2 separate regions of the Homo sapiens genome follow, and region 2 is linked to region 1. Evidence: read pairs that join two places in POLR2A ChIA-PET (ENCODE). Cell type or tissue: B cell. All regions are shown on one strand. Links, peaks and the distances in the headings refer to the core of each region. The heading gives the core; the rest is flanking DNA. Region 1 overlaps ITCH (itchy E3 ubiquitin protein ligase). Region 2 overlaps ZNF341 (zinc finger protein 341).

Region 1 (4,386 bases), core at 235-4,234:
GTGGAGGTTGCAGTGAGCCGAGATTATGCCACTGCACTCCAGCCTGGGCGACAGAGTGAGCCTACGTATCAAAAATAATAATAATAATGATAATTTAGATTTTATTCTGTGTGTTGGAAAGCCAATGGAAGAATAAGAACTACAAACTAAGATTTTTTTTTTAACATCTCATATTATCTAAGGAAGAGCTTCCTATGTTGTGCATCTTGAGATACAAACTCCTTAGCCTTCACCTTTTAGTTACCTTTGCCATAAAATAGCTTTGTCCAGGCCCCTTACAGGGTATAACAAGTAGAAATCTAGCAAAGCACCCCATGATTTCCATAGGTGGCAAGTCATTGCTCCCTCATAGATGAGGTAACTACAACCAAGGAAGTACCCACCACCCAGGTTATCTACTCCACCACCCAGGTTATCTACTGTAGCAGCAAAGTTCAGAGAATGCTAATGCTCATCAAAGTTAAGGAACCCTTGGAGTTGTCAGAGGAGTTTATATAGTAACTACTTAAGAAGCTTAATATAGCCGGGTGCGGTGGCTCACGCCTGTAATCCCAGCACTTTGGGAGACTGAGACGGGCGGATCACGAGGTCAGGAGATCGAGACCATCCTGGCTAACATGGTGAAACCCTGTCTCTACTAAAAATACAAAAAATTAGCCGGGCGTGGTGGCGAGCGCCTGTAGTCCCAGCTACTCGGGAGGCTGAGGCAGGAGAATGGTGTGAACCTGGGAGGCGGAGATTGCAGTGAGCCGCGATTGCGCCACTGCACTCCAGCCTGGGTGACAGAGCAAGACTCCATCTCGAAAAAAAAAAAAAAAAGAAGCAGCAGCTTAATATATAGTCCAAAGTCTGGATATCTAAGCAGGCATAGTCCCAGGTGGTGGCCCTGAAACTCTGACTTTACATATATCAAATACTTCCATCCTTTTAGGCTTATGTGCCTTTTTGCTGGCATTCAAGCTAGCCACAGAATGACTGACTGAAGAAAAAGAAGAGTTGCAAGAGAAGGCTAGACAAATAGACAAGATCAAGCATGGTGGTTCACACTTGTAATCCCAGCACTTTGGGAGGCTGAGGCAGGAAGATCACTTGAGGCCCAGGAGTTTGAACAAAGCCTGGTCAACATAGTGAGACCCCCGTCTCTACAAAAGATAATTTTAAAAATTAGCCAGGCATGATGGCGTGCACCTGTAGTCCCAGCTGCTGGGGGGAGGCTGAGGCAGGAGGATCGCTTAAGCCTGGGAGGTCAAGGCTGCAGTGAGCTGTGATTGCACCACTGCAATCCAGCCTGGGCAACAGAGCAAAACTGTCTTTTAAAAAAAAAAAAAAATTGTTTCAGATGCCAGATGCTGAGACATCTAAGTGGAAACATGAAATAGAAAGTCTTTTTCAGAATAAAAAATATTCAAGTGGGGACCAGAGCTATCTCTGATTAAAATGTAATAGGCCGGGCACGTAATACCAGCACTTTGGGAGACCCAGGCGGGAGGATCACTTGAGCCCAGGAGTTTAAGACCAGCCTGGACAACACAGTGAGACCTCATCTCTATTAAAAAATAAAAAATAAAAAAAAAGTACTATTAAATCAAAGCTCTAGTGCTTAATATAGAGCCAAATTTAATCACAGGATTACACAGAAAAACATAAAATTTCTACTTTTAATACATTTCTGGTCTAAGAAAAGGTGAAATAGCCCAAACAATTATACATACACTCATTATATTTCAGGGCCTCTTGTGGCACTCTGAAACTGATTAAACCTAGAACAAAGAGCAACGCAAGGCTGACAGGAAGGAAATGATCTGCCCCTGTTGGGGCTTTCTAGGATTCAAACTTTTTTTTTTTTTTGAGATAGGAGTTTCGCTCTTGTTGCCCAGGCTAGAGTGCAATGGCACAATCTTAGCTCATTGCAACCTCCGCCTGCCGGGTTCAAGCGATTCTCCTGCCTCAGCCTCCCAAGCAGCTGGGGTTATAGGCACGCGCCGCCACACCCAGCTAATGTTTGTATTTTTAGTAGAAACGGGGTTTCACCATGTTGGTCAGGCTGGTGTCAAACTCCTGACCTCAGGTGATCCACTTGCCTCGGCCCCTCAAAGTGTTGGAATTACAGGCGTGAGCCACTGTGCCCAGCTGGATTCAAATTTGTGAAAGCAATTTTGCTACATAATCCTACCAAACCCCACTGAAACCTTTTTTTTTTTTTTTTTTTTTTTGAGACAGGGTCTGGTTCTGTCACCCAGGCTGGAGAATAGTGGCACAATCTCAGGTCACTGCAACCACCTCTACCTCCTGGGCTCAAGCCATCCTCCCATCTCAGCCTCCCAAGTGGCTGGGACTACAGGTGCGTGCCACCACATCCAGGAAATTTTTGTATTTTTTTTCTGGTAGAGACAAGCTTTTGACATGTTGCCCAAGTTGGTCTTGTACTCCTGGGCTCAAGAGATCCACTTACCTAGGCCTACCAAAGTGGTGGAATTACAGGCATGAGCCACCAGGCCTGGCCTAACAAACTTTACATGGGGGTGGAGGAGCACCAATTTTAGTATTTACCATGTGCCTGCACGTAAATGTCATTTCAATATCAATACCTATTCTGCGAAACAGGTATTACTGTCCTAATTTTTACACATAAAAAGAGAAGCGGCCGAACGTGGTGGCTCACACCTGTAATCCCAGCACTTTGGAAGTCTCAGTCAAAAGGATCAACGGGGGTCAGGAGCCAGCTTGACAAACATGGTGAAACCCTGTCTCTACTAAAAATACAAAAATTAGCCAGACATGGTGGCAGGCGCCTGTAATCCCAGCTACTCAGGAGGCTGAGGCAGGAGAATCACTGCAACCCGGGAGGCAGAGGTTGTAGTGAGCTGAGATCATGCCATTGCACTCCAGCCTGGGTGACAAGGGTGAAACTCCATCTCAAAAAAAAAAAAAAAAAAAAAGACAGAAGCTCTGTGAAATTTAAAAATTTGCCCAAGGGTCACACTGCAAAACCTGGACAGGAGAAATTATTTCAGTATTCAAATCTCAAAGTCTAGATTGAACAAAACCTTGTGTTATAGTCATAATATTACAAATATAAAATAAATCAATGTACTACTTTCTGAAAACTAAAGTCCCACAGTAAATTAAACAAAAAAATAAAAAACTATACATTATAAACCGGAAGAAAAAGGACCAGAAAAATGTCAGTCTCATCTGACACCTGGGCTACTATGAGAGGCCTCTAAACAACTGTTTTTACTCTCACTTCTCCAATCCAACCCCTCACAGCCACCAGAATTATTTTCCTAGAATAGATGTGATCATGTCATTAATGTCATTACTTAAATGATTCTTTATTGCCTGAAAAATGAAGTTTAAACTCTTATGGGGCATTTTACCTTGCTTAGTATGCAGCTATAACTTACCCTTCCAGCCTCCTACTAAAACAAATCTTACCAAAGTTCTATATTCTAGCCACCCTTAGTTATTTGCTGTTCCTCACATGGGCCATGTACTTTCATTCCTCTAAACATGCTGCTCCCTCTACTGAGAATGATCCTTTTTTCTTTTATACCCATTAAAATTATATTTCCTGAGAGATAAACATCCCCCTTCTCTTTGATTAAAGGCTTCTTTAATCCTAAGAAGTTAAATTATTTCCACCTCCATGCTTCCAGAGTATTTCCATATTTACGTATGGCTCCGTCAGCTTTTCATTTTGTCTTACTAGTTTTTACTCATTTAACTCACCCCGTGAGCCTCTTGATTGCACAGATATAGCCAATCTTTACAATTTCTGGAGCACTCTGGGATTTAATCTGAGAGGTATTTAATATACATGTTGAACCAAATTGTTATTAGTCATGGTAGAAAACAAAAGTTTCCCTGCTTTCTAGTCTCTGTCTCTCTGCTTTATTATAATCACTTGCTGGCTATCTCACTCTCCCATGCATGTGCTCTCTCTCTCTCACACATACCCACATACTAATGCAAATAGTTTTCATGGCTTAAACTAATGTTCCTCTGATCCTTCTGTTCTGAAGGTCAGTGCTTTGAACTGATTTCAGTTCTTCAGTGTATCTCTCTGATACAACATAAACATTTTACAATACACATACAAAAAAAGAATGGATCCGTAGCTTATCCAACCTACTTTGGATAAGCTACAGAGAACAAGGTACAACAAAAAACAGTGCCAAAACTAAATAAATAAGCAGAATAATGAACCAGGTAAGAGATCAATCCAGTTGAGCAACAGCTACCTCTTTGGAAGAACTCTGCCCTGCCTGTGGAGAACTAAACTCTAAATCACAAGTATAAAATTCTTAGTTTGCTGGACTGTTAAAGGAATAAAAAAAAAACATAAGTATAAGGGATCTTTTTGGTCCCTGAACAATCAGAGCT
Region 2 (4,386 bases), core at 184-4,183, 620 kb after region 1:
TTTTGAAACAGAGTCTTGCTCTGTTGCCCAGGCTGGAGTGCAGTGGTTTGATCTTGGCTCACTGCAACCTCCATCTCCTGGGTTCAGGCAATTCTCCTGCCTCAGCCTCCTGAGTAGCTGGGATCACAGGTGCGTACCACCACACCCGGCTAATTTTTGTATTTTTAGTAGAGACGGGGTTTCATCACGTTGGCCAGGCTGGTCTCAAACTCTTGACCTAGGTGCTCCACCCACCTTCACCTTCCAAAGTGCTGAGATTACAGGCATGAGCCACCGCGCCTGGCAGCATGTATTACTTTTGAATAATAATTTTTAAAAGCCATAAAGAGCAATTTGGTAATATCAAACTTACAATGCATTACTTCTTTTCCCTTCTTTATTGTGGAGAAATATACATAACAGAAAATTGACCATCTTAAGCTTCTTTTAAGTGTATAGTTCAGTGGCATAAGTACATTTGCACCATCATGCAACCATCACCATCATCTGTCTCTAGAATTTTTTCATCATCCCAAACTGAAACTCAGTATTACACATGCATTTTAACCTAGCATTTCCACTCCTAAGAATATACACTACAGATACACTTCCAAAAGCTTGCCAAGGGACCCACACAGCATTGTGTGTACAAACTAATAGCTGAAATGTAATTTAACGGTTCATACATAGGCTGGGCGTGATGGCTCATGCCTGTAATCCCAGCACTTTGGGAGGCTGGGGCGGGGGGATCACTTGAGGTCAGGAGTTCGAGACCAGCCTGGCCAACATGGTGAAACCACATATCTACTAAAAATACAAAAATTAGCTGGGCGTGATGGTGCACACCTGTAATCCCAGCTACTTGGAAGGCTAAGGCAGGAGAATTGCTTGAACTCAGGCGGCAGAGGTTGCAGTGAACCAAGATCGTGCCATTCAGTCTCAAAAAAAAAAAAAAAAAAAAAAAAGGTTCATACATAGAGAACTGGCTAAATACAAGATGAAAAATTCATTGAGGAAGACTACTCAGATGTGAAAAAGAAGGTGCTGTTGGTAACAACTTCTGGGGGGGGCCCGGGGGAGGGGGACCCACAGAATTTAGCCTCCAGGGGAACTGTAAGCACACATTCCTTGGGGAACATCGCCAAGGTATATGATAAGGAAAAAAAGGCACATAAGTTATAGTATGTGCTCATTTTTGCAAACGTAAGCAAGCGTTTTATATATGTGTAAAATAAAACTAGAAGAATGCAGACTAGACCGCTAACAGTTACCTTTGGGGAAGAGAATTAGGAGTATTTTGCAAACTGCAAACCACAAGTTACACCCTGTTGGTGGTTATTTTAAGAATTAAAAATAGGCTGGGTGTGGTGGCTTGCATCTGTAATCCCAGCACTTTGAGAGGCCAAGGTGGGTGGGTAACCTGAGGCCAGGAGTTTGAGACCATCTTGGCCAACATGGTGAAACCCCGTCTCTACTGAAAATACAGAAATTAGCCAGGCATGTGGTGGGCGCCTGTAATCCCAGCTACTCGGGAGGCTGAGGCACGAGAATGGCTTGAACCTGGGAGGCGGAGGTTGTAGTGAGATCATACCATTGCACTCCAGCCTGGGTGACAGAGTGAGACCCTGTCTCAAAATAAAAATAAAAAATAAAAAAACTAAAATTGAAAAGGACAAAATAGAAAACACTGTTTTGTAAAACTTTTGTTGCAATACATCCTATGTGTGCTTCCTGGGTTGCAATATGAAATGTATTTTTTACCATAGGTCGTAGGAAAGAAAAAAAAGGAAAAACATTGGATTGTCCATCTGAAGTGAGAGGGAGTTTATTTTTTTATATATGCTTTTGTCCCGTCAAGGATTTTCCCTCAAGTTTTCTCAATCTTTAGATCCTTTTCAATTAAAAAGCAATTAAAAAATTTAACTAATAAAAAAATCTAAAGATTAATAGAAAAGAAAATGTCAGTGTGTTTCAACTGGGGAACCAAGGAGATGGCGTTTTGTTCAGGTTTGAGTGGGAACTTACAGTGAGAGCAGTGTCCCCACCACAGGGGGCAGAGTCAAGAGTCCCTCACACAGGCTGGGTGCAGTGCCTCACGCCTGTCATCCCAGCACTTTGGGAGGCCGAGGCAGGAGGATCACCTGAGGTCAGGAGTTCGAAACCAGCCTGGCCAACATGGCAAAACCCTGTTTCTACTAAAAATACAAAAAACTAGCTGGACATGGTGGTGGGAGCCTGTAATCCCAGCTACTCAGGAGGCTGAGGCAGGAGAATCACTTGAACCCGGGAGGCAGAGGTTGCAGTGAGCCAAGATCTGCCACCGCACTCCAGCCTGGGCAACAAGAGCGAGACTTTGTCTCAAAGAAAAAAAAAAAAAGAATAAAAAGTCCCTTCCACACAACCTCCAGGGGCTCTTCTCTGCTTTAGCGGTGGTGGGAATCCCTTGTTCATGAATTAAGGCAGGTGGATCAGGGGCCAGGAAGGAGAGAGGAAGGAGGAGCAAGGGGAGAGGCAGGAGGGCTGGAGGGAGACAGACAGCGACAGAGAGGAGGGGGAGGGGGCTGGAGGGAGAGGGGAGAGGACAGGGGAGGGAGGCTGGAGGGGGCTAGAAGGAGATGGGGAGAGGGAGGGGAAGGGAGGCTAGAGGGAGATGGGAAGGAGGAGGGAGAAGGGGGCTGCAGGGAGATGGGGAAGAAGAGGGAGATGGGGAGGGTGAGGGAGATGGGGGGGAGAGAGATGGAGAGAGGGAGGGAGATGGGGGAGGGGGAAGGAGATGGGGAGAGGGAGGGAGGTGAGGAGGCGGAGGGAGGGGGGAGGGAGAGGAGTAGGGAGAGGGAGAGGGGAAAGGAAATGGGGAAGAGGAGGGAGAAGGGTGCTGGAGGGAGATGGGGAGGAGGAAGGAGATGGGGAGGAGGAGGGAGATGGGGAGGAGGAGGGAGACGGGGGCTGAGAGAGATGAGGGGAGGGACTGAGTGAGATGGGGAGGGAGATGGAGAAGTGGAGGGAAAAGGGGCTGAGGGAGACAGGGAGAAGAGCCAGATGGGGATGGGAAGAGAGAGAAAGGCATGAGGAGAGGGGGAGGGGGAGGGGAGGGGCTGGGCTGGAGTTCTCAGGGGCAGGGTACCTACCCGAGTGGATGTGAGCATGCAGTTTGAGATAATGCTCCCGCCGGAAGAACTTCTTGCACACTTGGCACTTGAACCTGCCCCCGCTGCCGTGGGTGGGCAGATGACGCCGCAGGTAGCGTTCACAAGGAAACACCTGGGAGAGAAGAGGGGCCTTCAGGTCTGACTCACCGGGCCCCCCTCCCCTGGCCATCTTCTGAACTCAAAGGTTCCTCGTTTCCAGCCCCTATAGAGACACCTTCCTTTCTGGCTATCAGGGGCCAGGACCCAGAATGTCAGACTCAGCCCTTAGAACTTCATGGCTCCCCACAAGCCCGGACAAAACATGTCTGCCCTGAGCTTTTGCCCGGATGTTCTTCCCACCCAGAGGGCCTTTCTCTCTTTACTGACAAACTCTTACACATCCTTCAAGACCCAACTCGGGCGTCACTGCTCCTGTCAAGCCTTCCCTAGCTCCCTGGTGCTATGCCTGGCAAAGCCAATTCTGCCTTTGAATGTCCACCCACACTTTTAAGTCAGCATTTAACCCACTGAATGACAGCCCTTTGCTTACACAGGAGCTCCAAGTAGGCAGAGAGGGGCTTTCACTCCCCAGCACAGAGCCTGGGTCAAATGACTGACAAGTAAAAGAATTAATGGAAAATGAGCAAATTACTAAAGAAATCTATGGAAAGGTAATTTTTTACTTTTATTTATTTTATTTTATTTTATTTGAGATGCAGTTTCGCTCATATTGTCCAGGCTGGAGTGCAATGGTGCAATCTTGGCTCACTGCAACCTCTGCCTCCCAGGTTCAAGCGATTCTCCTGCCTCAGCCTCCTGAGTAGCTGGGATTACAGGTGCCTGCCACCACTCCCGGCTAATTTTTATTTTTAGTAGAGACAGGGTTTCTCCATGTTGGTTAGGCTGGTCTCTAACTCCTGACCTCAGGTGATCCACCCGCCTCAGCCTCCCGAAGTGCTGGGATTACAGGCGCCCACCACCACACCCAGCTAATTTTTGTATGAAAGGTAATTTTTTTAAAGCCAGAAAACACAGAAGTGAAAATCTCTTTCCAGTCCAGGCAAAAGAAGGGCATGTATTCACACATTCATTCATTTTGGTAGAGCGTTGGTCACGGGCACAGACCCAGCTGCCCCACTGCTTATTAGCCCCATCGTTTCCCAGCTAGGTGACCTTTCTGCCTTGGTTTCCCCACCTATAAAGGGGGATAGTAACAGTACACCTATCCTCTAGTCAATTCCAGTGAAATGCTCAGAACAGCATCTGGCATGTGGTTCTT

Evidence for each region. ChIA-PET counts read pairs that join two places held together with the same protein. Peaks named below come from ENCODE experiments on the same cell type or tissue, not always from the same donor. Only the 100,000 strongest peaks of a DNase experiment are listed, where the experiment ranks them.
Region 2: POLR2A ChIA-PET joins it to region 1 with 5 read pairs; 1 of 35 experiments calls an interaction of 5 or more read pairs at or near these places.

What each region holds. Positions count from the first base shown.
Region 1 is chr20:34,402,969-34,407,354 of GRCh38, reverse strand. The region is part of intron 3 of ITCH (itchy E3 ubiquitin protein ligase); the gene reads right to left. Among named protein-coding and RNA genes, the nearest start is that of ITCH, 42 kb to the right of the region's middle. In B cell, for the core only: no CTCF peak of the experiment used is centred there; DNase peaks (open chromatin) are centred at 1,784 and 3,234; H3K27ac peaks cover 3,217 bases.
Region 2 is chr20:33,782,586-33,786,971 of GRCh38, reverse strand. ZNF341 (zinc finger protein 341) reads right to left here. Exons shown (of 15, transcript NM_001282933.2): 12 at 3,108-3,240. Among named protein-coding and RNA genes, the nearest start is that of ZNF341-AS1, 26 kb to the left of the region's middle. RefSeq lists a silencer at 1,246-1,295. In B cell, for the core only: no CTCF peak of the experiment used is centred there; no DNase peak of the experiment used is centred there; H3K4me3 peaks cover 782 bases; H3K27ac peaks cover 1,250 bases.